Linked DNA regions of Homo sapiens: region 2 is linked to region 1. A link is a contact called in ENCODE POLR2A ChIA-PET data. All regions are on one chromosome and are shown on one strand. Each heading gives the region's core, a stretch centred on a gene start or an enhancer-like site at or near the end of the contact. The rest is flanking DNA. Distances are from core to core; before and after follow the strand shown. Region 1 overlaps NUP188 (nucleoporin 188). Region 2 overlaps PHYHD1 (phytanoyl-CoA dioxygenase domain containing 1).

The links. ChIA-PET counts read pairs that join two places held with the same protein, here RNA polymerase II (POLR2A).
Region 2: POLR2A ChIA-PET joins it to region 1 with 14 read pairs in PC-3. The contact joins two enhancer-like sites. POLR2A ChIA-PET finds 5 or more read pairs at or near these places in 5 of 52 experiments (H1, HEK293T, OCI-LY7 and 2 more).

The regions. Positions count from the first base shown.
Region 1 is chr9:128,984,215-128,991,388 of GRCh38, reverse strand. NUP188 (nucleoporin 188) reads right to left here. Exons shown (of 44, transcript NM_015354.3): 20 at 6,375-6,489; 21 at 4,711-4,831; 22 at 4,514-4,580; 23 at 3,672-3,800; 24 at 3,203-3,342; 25 at 1,163-1,269. Among named protein-coding and RNA genes, the nearest start is that of NUP188, 40 kb to the right of the region's middle. Within about 2 kb of position 3,313, at least 6 of the 41 ENCODE cell types and tissues checked have a DNase peak (open chromatin) inside an H3K27ac peak, as active enhancers do.
Region 2 is chr9:128,924,086-128,930,935 of GRCh38, reverse strand. It overlaps PHYHD1 (phytanoyl-CoA dioxygenase domain containing 1), which reads right to left. Exons shown (of 13, transcript NM_001100876.2): 4 at 3,740-3,898. Among named protein-coding and RNA genes, the nearest start is that of PHYHD1, 6.5 kb to the right of the region's middle. Within about 2 kb of position 2,860, at least 5 of the 41 ENCODE cell types and tissues checked have a DNase peak (open chromatin) inside an H3K27ac peak, as active enhancers do.

The sequences.
Region 1 (7,174 bases), core at 2,064-4,563:
TTTTGGTATTTTTAGTAGAGGTGGGGTTTCACCATCTTGGCCACGCTGGTCTTGAACCCCTGACCTCATGATCCACCTGCTTCAGCCTCCCAAAGTACTGGGATTACAGGTGTGAGCCACAGCGCCCAGCCGATACTTTTTAAAATACAAGAACACAGATAAGAAATGTGGAGCACAGCCTTGGAGACATAGCCAGACCCTATTTCAAAAAAAAAAAAAAAAAAAAGAAATCTGGAGCATGGCATATCCCCCTGCCCATAGGGATTCTTGGAATAAGGAGATCATAGGGCATCTTAACTTTCTGTTACATCTATTTGTAACATTTAAATAAATATTTTACAATAAGCATGTCTTTTTTCTCCTTTTATCTTGAGACGGAGTCTCGCTCTGTCGCCCAGGCTGGAGTGCAGTGGCGTGATCACAGCTCACCGCAACTTCTGCCTCCCGGGTTCAAGCAACTCTCTGCCTCAGGCTCCCAAGTAGCTGGGATCACAGGCACCTGCCACCACGCCTGGCTAATTTTTGAGATGGAGTCTTGCTCTGTCACCCAGGCTGGAGTGCAGTGGCGCGATCTCAGCTCACTGCAAGTTCCGCCTCCCTAGTGCATGCCATTCTCCTGCCTCAGCCTCCCAATTAGCTGGGACTACAGGCGCCTGCCATAATGCCTGGCTAATTTTTTGTATTTTTCAGTAGAGAAGGGGTTTCACCGTATTAGCCAGGATGGTCTTGATCTCCTGACTCTGTGATACACCCGCCTCGGCCTCCCAAAGTGCTGGGATTACAGGCGTGAGCCACCATGCCCGGCCCCCTAATTTTTGTATTTTTAGGAGAGATAGGGTTTCACCATCTTGGCCAGGTTGGTCTTGAACTCCTGACCTTGTGATCTACCCACCTCAGCCTCCCAAAGTGCTGGAATTACAGGCATGAGCCACCGCACGCAGCCTTTTCTCCTTTTTTCTATATTAGAGATGGGGTCTCACTATGTGGCCCAGGCTGGTCTTGAACTCCTGGGCTCAAATGATCCTCCCACCTTGGCCTCCCAAAGTGCTGGAATTATATACAGGCGTTAAGCCGCTGCACGTGGCCTGAGCATGTCTTTTGTAATCAGGGGGAAAAAAACACCCTCATATAAACAGTGTGTGTGCATGAAGTACGATCCTACCGTGGCCAGACGTTTCAGCAGCTGAATGGCAAGACGTGGCAAAGCAGGGTCATGTTTGTGGTAGATGTATTTGGCTAGAACAGCAATGAGGTTGTTTCCATGAGCACCTAAAGCAGCACAGGAAACAGTTTAGATATCAAGTGTGCCTAATTCAAGTCCTTAGAGCACTGACTGTTCAAAAAAGACCCACAGTGTGTATGTGAAGGAATTTACCCTCAAGTACTTGGAGGGCCACAGCAAACCTAGGTGGCTGTATCCTTCTCTTGATTGAGGAGCAAAAGAATAGTCAGAATTTGGGGATAAACAGTTCAACCCAACTCATCGACAGCAAAGATACATTTTGAATAAAATAGGTGCTTATTTTATTAATTTTTATTTATTTATTAATTTTTTTTGAGACAGAGTCTCACTCAGTCACCCAGGCTGAAGTGCAGTGGCACGATCTCGACTCACTGCACCTCCACCTCCCAGGTTCAAGCAATTCTCCTGCCTCAGCCTCCTGAGTAGCTGGGATTACTGGCGTGCACCACCACGTCCAGCTAATTTTTAAAATTTTTAATAGAGACAGGGTTTCACCATGTTGGCCAGGCTGGTCTTGAACCCGACCTCAAGTGATCCACCCACCTCGGCCTCCCAAAGTGCTAGGATTACAGGCACCCACCACCATACCCAGCTAACTTTTGTATTTTTAGTAGAGATGGGGTTTCACTGTGTTGGCCAGGCTGGTCTCAAACTCCTGACCTCGTGATCCGCCCACCTCGGCCTCCCAAAGTGCTGGGATTAAAAGCGTGAGCCACTGCACCCAGCCTATCTTTTTTTCTTTTTGAGAGAGGGTTTCACTATGTTGTCCAAGCTGGAGTGCAGTGGCAAAATCATGGCTCACTGCAGCTTTGACCTGCCAAGCTTCAAACAATCCCCCAACCTCAGCCTCCTGAGTAGCTGGGACCACAGGCATATGCCACCAGGCCCAGCTACTTTTTTTTGTTTGTTTTGGTATAGATGGAGGTCTCCTTATTTTGCCCAAGCTGGTCTCGAACTCCTGGACTCAAAGTATCCTCCCCAGCCTCACCGTCCCAAAGTGCTGGGATTACAGACGTGAGCCACCATGCCCAGCCCTTTATTATAATCTTATTAGGAAGATACTACAGGCATCCATAATCTGAAAACCTCAAATTAGAGCACGGTGGCTCATGCCTGTAATCCCAGCACTTTGGGAGGCCAAAGAGGGCAAGTCACCTGAGGTCAGGAGTTCGAGACCAGCCTGGCCAACATAGCGAAAGCTCGTCTCTACCAAACAGAACAAAACAACAAAATAAAACAAAACAAAACAAAAATTAGCCGGGCGTGGGACAGATGCCTGTAATCCCAGCTACTCGGGAAGCTGAGGCAGGAGGATTGCTTAAACCCAGGAGGCAGATGCTGCAGTAAGCCGAGATTGCGCCACTGCACTCCAGCCTGGGCAACAGAGCTAGACTGTCTCAAAAAAAAAAAAAAAAAAAAAAAAAAATTAAAAAATTAAAAAAAATCTGGAATGTGTCAAAATCTCTAACTATAGCTCAAAGGAAATGCTCACTGGAACATTTTGGATTTATGCTAAACTGGTAAGTATACTGCAACTATTCCAAAATATGAAAAAAAAATCTGAAACCCAAAACACTTCTGGTCCCAAGCATTTCAGATAAGGGATACTCAACCTGTACCATTATCCCCATTTTACAGATGAGAAATCAGAGGCAGAGTTGTTTAATAACGTACCCAAGGTCACACAGTTGATTGGATACAAAATTTGAACCAAGGCAGTCTGACTTCAAATCTGCATTCTTAACTATTATTCTATCATCAATAGGAGGCAGAAATAAAGTACCATCTAGTCCTTTTGTTTCCAATTTCAGGAAAGGAGCTGGTAATCATTCCCAAACTTCCTCAAGAAGCAGAAAATACTGTTGACATCCAAAAACACTGCCTAAGATACGTATTTATGAGCAAAAATGACTGGAAGAGAAATACATACCATGTTGTGACTGGAAGAGAAATACATACCATGTTGTGAGAGAGCCTGTTCCAGGGGGGACACCACATTAGAAGGAGGTTTCAGCCGAATAACATTGTTGGTGACGGAGAATGCCAGTTTCACTGTCTTGATCAGCAGCTGGCCCTGCCCCTGGCCCTCTGCCCCATCACTAGGGTGCCAAATGGAAACCAAAGATGATTCAGACAGTATGACTTCATTCGCAATATATGTGCTCTCATGAATTAGATTCCAACAATAATCCCAGAGTTCAACAGCTTCTGTTAGAGGCCCCAGTCCAAACTAGGAGAGAGGAGGAGTAATCAACTCCCTTTGCTATACGCCAATCTATACAGCAGCCACTAGGGTATGTAAAGGCTATGTCCTAGGAAGAACAATGTCGTCTTCTAAAAGCTACTGCAAGTTAACTTAAACTGGAGTTATTAGTAACATGCAGGCACAATAAAGACAGACAAAGGGAACGTGGAGAAGGAGCCCTACCTTCGAGGCTGAGCAGCCATCACCATGTCAATGGTGTCCACGCCAATGCCCATGATATTGATAACTGTCTGTCCTGCTTCTGTGTATGCCAGGCTGCAGATGCAGAGAAACTGCAGGCTGGGAGTATGACTGGAAGACAGAGGTATTCTGAGTTACCAGGGAGCCACTCAGTGTATCTTGGAAGGAAGGGCATTGTCCAATTAGGCTAGGGTGGCTAACCTAACCTACTGGACACTGGAGACCAGCTCTCTGCAAGCTGAAGGCACTCTGATCACTTTCCTGAAACAGACTTGATCACCTAAAGATCACCCTGAGAAGCAATCTAAATGTCCATCAAGTAACAGATACAGCTACTGAAAAGGATCATAATTAATCCATATGATGGAATGCATAGAACCATTAAAATAAGACATCTATAAGCAGTAGCATGGAAAGAAAGTTACAGTCAATACAGAAAGAGGAAAAAACCAAGAATACATAGTAACTGGCCCTGGGATGCAGATATATATGAAGAGTGTCTCGTCAGGAATGAACTTTTGTAACGATCATAAAGAATGATTAATATATTAGTGTATGTATACACATACACACACACACACACACACACACACACACACACACACACACACTCTCTCTCTCTCTCTCTCTCTCTCATTCCTACTTCTCTGTCCACAGTGAGAAATGATAAACAGGCCAATGGAAAGCAACTAACAACCTCAAGATTACTGAGTTCTGGGCTCAAGCAAGGTAAATTCTCTGGAAGAACTGAGACGGCTTTGCACAGCAAAAGCCCGTGTCTTGCCTTGGCGAGCACCAAGCTCTAGTAATCAACCCTTCATTACCTGCTGTGCAGGTCTGTCTCGTGGCACAGGTTCAGTATCGCATGAATCAGCTCCAAGATCAGGCAACCTGGACTCCAGAAAAGACAGAGGAATGATGTGGCCTTGTGAAATGACCCCTTATCTCAAGAAAGGGAAAGAAAAAAGCTCTCCAGTGGGGCCAGAAATCCCCAGGTCTTCCCTGCCCATGCTGTCCTTACCAATCTGTTCCCTCACTCCATGAGAGTTGTAGCGCCACTTATGGTAGCTGGGAAGCATCTCCTTCAGCACAAACATTACACAGGGTACAAGTCCTTGGCTCTGGGTACTACCAAGTTGCCCCTACAAGAAACCATGCAGTGAGGACTTCCGCACATTTAAGGAAAAGTCATTTAGTTACCTAGAGATTTAATTCCAAAACCATAGATAGGTCCAAAGGAAATCTAGGCAAACCTTGGTCATCAATGAAAAAAAAGAAACATCAAAAGTCCTACTTTATAGTTGAGCCCAAGTTGTGGGTCTTTTCTAGAATAGAAAAAGTGATGAAAGAGAATGTCACAAAAGGCACCAACACGAAGAAAAGGGATGCAGGCTAAATCTGGACAGAAGGGAGGCACCTTAAACATAAAGGATAGAGGATTGCTGATGATGAACAATGCCACTTCACTATCATGATTGCCAGCCGTCCCTAACCTCAATCCCATCACTGAAATACTAGAAAGGAGATCTGATATGCAAAAATCTGATACCCAATGATATCTGTTAACTGTAGCATCCTTCTACTAAAAATGGGGACTCTTTAGTTATATATAAATATCTATATATTCCTATCTCTATATGCAATCTTTTTTTTCGCCCCCAAGATGGAGTTTCACTCTTGGCACCTAGGCTGGAGTGCAATGGCGTGATCTCGACTCGCTGCAACCTCCGCCTCCCAGGTTCAAGCAATTCTCCTGCCTCAGCCCACTGAGTAGCTGGGATTACAGGCGTCCACCACCACGCCCAGCTAATTTTTGTATTTTTAGTAGAGATGAGGTTTCACCATGTTGGCCAGGCTGGTCTCAAACTCCTGATCAGCCTCAGGTGATCCATCCGCCTCGGCCTCCCAAAGTGCTGGGATTACAGGCATGAATCACTGCACCCAGCCTACAATCATTTCTTTTTAAGCATTCATTGATTCCTGCAGGCAGGAAGTATAGTTTTTTTCATGCATGACCCTCTTCTCAATCCCATGAGGTAGAGACCATATAGCATTCTGTTTTAGAGACTCTTAAGATATTCTTTACTTGCTCAAGGTCATGCAGCTAGTAAGCTGTCAACCTGAATGTAAACCTAATTCTGACTCCAAAATTTATGCTCTATGTCATTATTTATGCTCTATGTCAGTATTTTTCAAACCGAGTTGTAACCCATTAGTAGATTATGAGATCAGTCTATGGTCAAAATTCACTTAAATAGGGAGGAGACTGAATAGAAAATATCAGGGTACAACTTGTGTGGTAAGAATAAATGTTGTGAAATAAACTGTGAAATTTTGCTTCAGGAATATACACACATGTATATATACTGGGATATGATATTATCCCAGGTTACTGTCAAAATAGCTTGATAGTAACTGCAATACCCTTTTGGCCTCTTCCATTCTACTTCATAAACCTTCCAATCATTAAATAAATTCACATAATTAAGCACCTAATAGAGTACATAACTGGCACATACTAGGTACTCAATACATAGAAACTGTTGTCACTGTAACTTCAAGATGACTATTCTGCCTACAGACAAGAAGATTACAGCACCAGGGGCCAGGGAAACTATTTCAGAGTCATCTGACAAGACTGGACCTTTTCTTTTTCTGCCCTTTGTGAACAAAATCAGACTGTACCTTGACAAGGGTGGTGATCAAGCGCAGAAAGGCAATAGTAACCCCATACTCGCCCTGAGGCTGTTCACTGTTCATCAAGAGGTTTCCGTACCCTCCAGCATTCATCCCTTCCGCACTGGAAAAAGAAGTAGAGGGAAAAAAAATGATAGGGAAATTTCAAGGTTTCAAGAAACTAATCATAGAGCATTCTTGTTATAGTCTAGATGACTTGAATATAAAATAGAAAAGCTCTCCAGTGGAAATAATCCAATCAAGACAGTTCTGTACCCAGGGTAAACATTAAGAACATGTTTTATTGATGTAAAACCTAGATTGAAAGTAAAAAAATCAAAGGAACATCAGGGAAACATTTTTGTCAAGAGACAGCAAGGCGAGAATGCTCAGGTAGTAAGATGGAGCCTGTGTACTGGTAAGTGGTCTACTGGCTGAGCTCGAGAACCCATGAAATGAGAAAAAGTACAGAGTGATTGTGGCTTAATAACGGGACACCAAGTCCCTGAATCTAGAAACCTCTGGATTTTCTGGGCTGGAAAGTAAATGCTCACATACTAACGTGATTGATGTTGGATAAGAAATCTCTCTTGCTCTCGGCCGGGCACCATGGCTCATGCCTGTAATCCCAGCACTTTGGGAGGCCAAGGCAGGCGGATCAGTTGAGGTCAGGAGTTCGAGACCAGCCTGGCCAACACGGTGAAACACTATCTCTACCAAAAATGCAAAATTACCGGGGCGTGGTGGTGAATGCCTGTAATCCCAGCTACTTGGGAGGCTGAGGCAGGAGAATCACTTGAACCTGGGAG
Region 2 (6,850 bases), core at 1,611-4,110, 60 kb after region 1:
GCTCTGTCGCCCAGGCTGGAGTGCAGTGACCCAATCTCGGCTCACTGCAAGCTCCGCCTCCCGGGTTCACGCCATTCTTCTGCCTCAGCCTCCCGAGTAGCTGGGACTACAGGTGCCCGCCACCACACCCAGCTAATTTTTTGTATTTTTAGTAGAGATGGGGTTTCACTGTGTTAGCCAGGATGGTCTCGATCTCCTGACCTTGTGATCCCCCCGCCTCGGCCTCCCAAAGTGCTGGGGTTACAGGCGTAAGCCACTGCACCCGGCCGAGGTGCTTTTTTTGTTTGTTTTTTTCTTTTTTTTTTTGAGACGGAGGTTCACTCTTGCCCAGGCTGGAGTGCATTAGCGCGATCTTGGCTCACCTCAACCTCCATGTTGGTCAGGCTGGTCTTGAACTCCTGACCTCAGGTGATCTGCCCACCTCAGCCTCCCAAAGTGCTGGGATTACAGGCATGAGCCACCATGCCAGGGTTTGTTTTTTTTTTTTTAAAAAGACAGTGTCTCATTTTGTTGGCCAGGCTGGAGTGAATGGTGCAATGGGATCACGGCTCACTGTAGCCTTGACTTCCTGAGCTCAGGTGATCCTTCCACCTCAGCCTCCTAAGTAGCTAGAACTACAAGTTCACACCACCATGCCTAATTTTTTTTTTTTTTTTGAGACAGGGTTTCACTCTGTCCCCCAGGCTGGAGTCCAGTGGCGCAATCTTGGCTCACTGCAACCTCCATCTCCTGGGTTCAAGCTATCCTCCTGTCTCAGCCTCCCAAGTAGCCAGGATTACACACGTGCATCACCACTCTCAACTAATTTTCTTGGATTTTTGGTAGAGATGGGGTTTTGCCATGTTGCTCAGGCTGGTGTTGAACTCCTGGGCTCAAATGATCTGCCTGCCTTGGCCTCCCAAAGTGCTGGGATTACGGGTATGAGCCACCATGCCCGGCCACGACTAATTTTTTTTTTTTTTGTATTTTTTGTAGAGACAGGGTTTCACCATGTTGCCCAGGCTGGTCTCAAACTCCTGAGCTCAAGTGATTTGTCCACTGCCTTGGCCTTGCAAAGTGCTAGGATTATAGGCTTGAGCCACCATGCCTGGATGGTAAAAATATTAAAGGTAATGATGCTAAGCATATGTCAAATATTTTACTGAATTCGTTATTTCATGAGGGAACCAGTAAGATGTTACAACTGGTTCAAAGGAGAATTCCAAGAATTACACACACACGTATGTAGATACTAAGGAAACTGAAATGAATTTTTTTTTTTTTGAGATAGAATCTCGCTCTGTCACCCAGGCTGGAGTGCAGTGGCACAATCTCAGCTCACTGCAAACTCTCCCTTCAGGGTTCAGGCGATTCTCCTGCCTCAGCCACCCAAGTAGCTGGGACCGCCGGCGCCTGCCACCATGCCCAGCTAATTTTTGTATTTTTGGTAGAGACCGGGTTTCACCATGTTCCCTAGGCTAGTCTTGAACCCTTGACCTCCAGCGATCTGCCTGTTTCAGCCTCCCAAAGTGCTGGGATTACAGGTATAAGCCACCACTCCTGGCCCTTGAAATGAATTTAGAGATAGATGCAAACTGTTTTTTGTTTTGTTTTGTTTTTTTGAGACAGGGTCTTTCTTTATCACCCACCCAGACTGGAGTGCAGTGGCATGATTATAGCTCACTGCAGCCTCAACCTCCTGGCCCCAAGTGATCCTTCTGCCTCAGCCTCCCATGTAGCTGGGACCACAGGCATATACCACCATGCCCAGCTAATTTAAAAAAATTTTTTTGTAGAGACAGGTCTCACTTTGTTGACCAGGCTGTTTGCGAATTCCTGGGCTCAAGCGATCCTCCCTGCTTGGCCTCCCAAACTGCTGGGATTACAGGCATGAGCCACCACACCCAGCTGCCCAACTGTTCTATCCACAGGGCAATAATTGCATTCCCCAGGACCCAGTTCATGGTAACGTGATTGGAACAGAGTGGTACTGACCCCCTACTTGGACAAGTATCATGTGCATTATTATCAGTTTTATCCAACTTACAGTGTTGTAAAATAACTCAAACAAGGAAAGCTGGAGGTAACCCAAGAAAATGAAACAGGACGCCCACTGATCTTTTTTTTTCTCACAGTATCAAGAGTGAATATTGAGGATGTTACTGAGTGCTGGGCACCATGCCAAGCTCTTTTCTTTGCATGCATTATAAACCAAGATATATCAGTTTTTTGTTTTTGTTTTTGTTTTTTTTTGAGACAGGATTCTTGCTCTGTTGCCCAGGCTGGAGTGCAGTGGCATGATCTTGGCCCACTGCAACCTCCACTTCCTGGGTTCAAGCGATTCTCCTGTCTCAGCCTCCCAAGTAGCTGGGATTACAGGTATGCATCACCTGGCCCAGCTAATTTTTGTATTTTTAGTAGAAACAGGGTTTCACCATGTTGGCCAGGCTAGTCTCAAACTCCTGACCTCAGATGATCCACCCACCTCGGCCTCCCAAAGTGCTGGGATTACAGGCGTGAGTCACTGCGCCCGGCCAATATATCAGCTTTATTCTCACTTTCTTCCCACCCCACAACCCATTAGTCTCTGAAGGCAGCTTGGAGGGCACAGGATTCGGCCCTTCTTACTCCTAGGAACCCTTGAGTGGCCTGCCTGTCTCTGGCTGCAGGAGCTGTCTCTGCTTCCCCCAGTATCCCCCCGAATGGAAGGCAGCTGTGCAGCAAATGAGACCAGCTTTTTGGAAGAAACTGTCATTCCTTAACTGGTTCTTTTTCCTTCTCAAGACCCCATTCTTCCCATTCCCTGGGATGGCTTCCGGCTGTTGTATTTCTGCTAATGCCCACCAGATGGCAGGTGCTCCTCGGCGTGAGTGCCAGGATCTCACCTGGCCCAGGCGCAAGCAGGCTCATAATAAACTCTGACTAGGAAGGGTCAAGAGAACGGTGTGGGAGACCCCAGAGTCTTCAATTTACCCATTGCAAACTGTACTGGGTCCTATCATGTGACCTATTCGGTCACTGGGGGGAGAAAATCTGAGTTCCTAGTCTCATGGGGGATAGTTACACAGGTGGGGGTCATCCAGACCACTGTGCTCATTCCAGGTGGCTGGCCACAAAGTGGCCTTCGGTGACCAGAGAACAGCCGGAAAACAGAAAGTAAAGCCAAGCTGGGAACAGCAGGGACTTGGTATCAGACAGATCTGGGTTGAAATCCTGACTCTGTCCACTACTAACTGTGTGGCTTGGGGCAAGTGATCTGAACCTAATTTTCCCCAACTGTCTAATGGGGGGATAATAATAGCCTGTAATTTCAGCACTTTGGGAGACTGAGGCTGGTGGATCACCTGGAGATCAGGAGTTCAAGACCAGCCTGACCAACATGATGAAACCCTGTCTCTACTAAAAATACAAAAATTAGCCGGGCCTGGTGGCGCATGCCTGTAAGTGCAGCTACTCAGGAGGCTGAGGCAGGAGAATCACTTGAACCCGGGAGGCGGAGGTTGCAGTGAGCTGAGATCGCGCCACTGAATTCCAGACTGAGCAACAGAGTGAGATTCTGTTTTAAAAGAAAAAAGAAAAAAAAAAAGGACAATAAAGCCTACTTGATAACTTCCCAGTGAGGAGCGAGGGAAAGGTGTGTAAGGGGCTTGGCCTGACACCCTGGAGCCTTGGGATCCTCCCTTCCACGATGCTGCTCTGGCCGGGGACCAAGCCCTCCCTCAAAAGCCACATCCCATCCTCATGTGCCCCAGACACCTACCTGGGCTCGAAGCTGCTCCTCTTCCTGGGTGGAGAATTCTGTGCGGCAGTGGAGAGGAACATCCATTTCAGCCACTATCTCGCCAATCCTTTGTTGCATGGCCACACACTCTTCCGCAGACAAGAATCCTTCCAGCACCAGGAATCCATCCTGTTGGAACTGCAGGCAGGCTTGAGACTCAGGCTTCCCCAGTCTGCAAATGCTCCTGTCTGACCCTTCCCTCAACCTTGCAGCTGTGTGAAGGTGGGACCAGGTATCTTGTTTGCTGCCCTGTCCCCAACCCCAGGCATGGAGTCTGGCACCCAGCAAAGAGCAATCAATATTGGCTGCTTGAATGGAAGAACAAGTAGTGAGGCCGGGTGCAGTGGCTCATGCCTCTAATCCCAGCACTTTGAGAGGCTGAGGCGGGCAATAACTTGAGGTCATGAGTTTGAGACCATCCTGGCTGGTCTCAAACCAGCCAGGGCATGGTTAGCTGGGCATGGTGGTGCATGCCTGTAGTCCCAGCTACTTGGGAGGCTGAGGCAGGAGAATCACTTGAACCCAGGAGGCGGAGGTTGCAGTGAGCCGAGATCTCACCACTGCACTCCAGCCTGAGCAACAGATGAGACTCCACCTCGAAAAAAAAAAAAAAAAAAGAAAGAAAAAGAAAAAGGAAGCTGGGCACAGTGGCTCACGCCTGTAATCCCAGCACTTTGGGAGGATCACTTAAGGTCGGGAGTTCCAGACCAGCCTGACCAACATGGTGAAACCCCATCTCTACTAAAAATACAAAAACTTGGCCAGGTGTGGTGGCGCATGCCTGTGTAATCCCAGCTCCTCGGGAGGCTGAGGCAGGAGAATAGCTTGGAGGCAGGAGAATAGCTTGAACCCAGGAGGTGGAGGTTGCAGTGAGCCGAGATCATGCCATTGCATTCCAGCCTGGGCAACAAAAGCGAAACTCCGTCTCAAAAAAAGAAAAGAAAAAGGAGCGGCAAGGGAAAGTTGTCCCTGCCCTTCCCCTCCAGGCTTGGGTCACCTGGAAACACAACCTTATTCATGTATTCAGCCAATATTGATTGAGCATCTACTGTGTCTGAGACACGGTTTTAGGAGCTAAAAGTATGGCTATAAGCAAGCCAGCCATGATGCCTGCCCTCATGGTGTCTACAGTCTAGTGAAAGAGACCGGCATTACACTAACCACACAGGTAAATTTACTGTCACAAACTTCGTGCCAGAGAGAGAGGATGAGTGTGAGTGCTGAAGGCAGAAGCAGCTAGCGTAAGCTGGCTGGGAAGGAGAAGGGTCTGGGAGCAGCAGCGCTGAGGGAGTGACATTTCAAGAGGGGACCAGCAGGATAAGGGAAGGGCATTCCAGACAGAGGGAGCAGGATATGGGAAGCCCCTGAATTTGGGAGGAACATAAGGAATTGGGAATGGATAGGGCAGAGTGAGGGGAGGGGTGGAAGAGGAGGCAGGAGGGTGGCAGGGGCTGGGCCAGGCTGGGAGCTATATTCTATCCTGAGCGCAGTGGCAGCCAGGGAGGGGAAGTAGATGGCTTCTTCTGATTTGCCTCTGGTCCTCTTATTCTGAGGCTCTTGAGAGAGAAAGGGAGGGAATGAATATCTGCACATTTGCCTGCAGAGCGTTACCAAGTTTTAGCCCCAACAGGGACACTGAAAGTCACCTACTGCTGGGCATGGTGGCTCACACCTATAATCCCAACAGTTTGGGAAGTCAAGCTGGGTGGATTGCTTGAGGTCAGGAGTCGGAGACTAGCCTGGCCAGCAAGGTGAAACCCTGTCTCTACTAAAAATACAAAAATTAGCCAGGTGCGGTGGCGGGCACCTGTAATCCCAGCTACTCGGGAGGCTGAGGCAGGAGAATCATTTGAACTCAGCAAGCAGAAGTTGCAGTGAGCTGAGATCACGCCACTGCGCTCTAGCCTAGAAGACCAAGCAAGACTTCATCTCAAAAAAAAAAAAAAGAAAGAAAAAGAAAAGAAAGTCACTTACTGCACACACCCACAAAGAGCCTAGTTTCCGGTTAAGGACACCCCTTCCGCCACCATGGGATGCTCAGTTCTGGCTTCCACACACCACTCATGACCACCCACCATGGGCCCCTCAGCTCTGCATGTTAGGAATTAATCACATCAGTATCAAGCTGAAAATTGCCTCCTTGGGAATTGGGCCAACCACAGCAACCTGTGCAACATACCCTTGATCCAGTAAATACACAAATACAGCTAGGAATTCTTTTTTTCCTTTTTTTTCTTTTTGAGACGGAGTCTCACTCTTGTTGCCCAGGCTGGAGTGCAATGGCATGATCTCAGCTCATCGCAACCTCTACCTCTCAGGGTTAAGTGATTCTCCTGCCTCAGCCTCCCGAGTAGTTGGAATTACAGGAATGCACCACCACACCTGGCTAATTTTTGTATTTTTAGTAGAGATGGGGTTTCACTATGTTGGCCAGGCTGGTCTCGAACTCCTGACCTCAGGTGATCCACTCACTTCGGACTCCCAAAATGCTGGGATTACAGGCATGAGCCACCGCACCCAGCCCTTTTCTCTTTTCTTTCCTTCTTCTTTTTTTTTTTTTTTAAGAGACAGGGTCTCTCTCTGTCACCCAGGCTGGAGAGTAGTGATGTGATCATAGCTCATTGCAGCCTTGAACTTCTGGGCTCAATCAATCCTCCTGCCTCAGTCTCCCGAGTAGCTGGGACTGCAGGTGCACACCACCACGCCTGGCTAATTTTATTTATTTTATTGTTTATTTTATTTTATTTTACTTTATTCTGAGACAGAGTCTCACTCTGTTGCCCAGGTTGGAGCGCAGTGGCGCGATCTCAGCTCACTGCAAGCTCCGCCTCCCGGGTTCACACCATTCTCCTGCCTCAGCCTCCCGAGTAGCTTGGACTACAGGCGCCCGCCACCATGCCCAGCTAATTTTTTTGTGTTTTTTAGTAGAGACGGGGTTTCACCATGTTAGCCAGGATGGTCTTGATCTCCTGACCTTGTGATCCGCCCACTTCGGCCTCCCAAAGTGCTAGGATTACAGGCATGAGCCACTGCGCCCGGCCTGTTTATTTTATTTTTGAGACGCAGTCTTGTTCTGTTGACCAGGCTGGA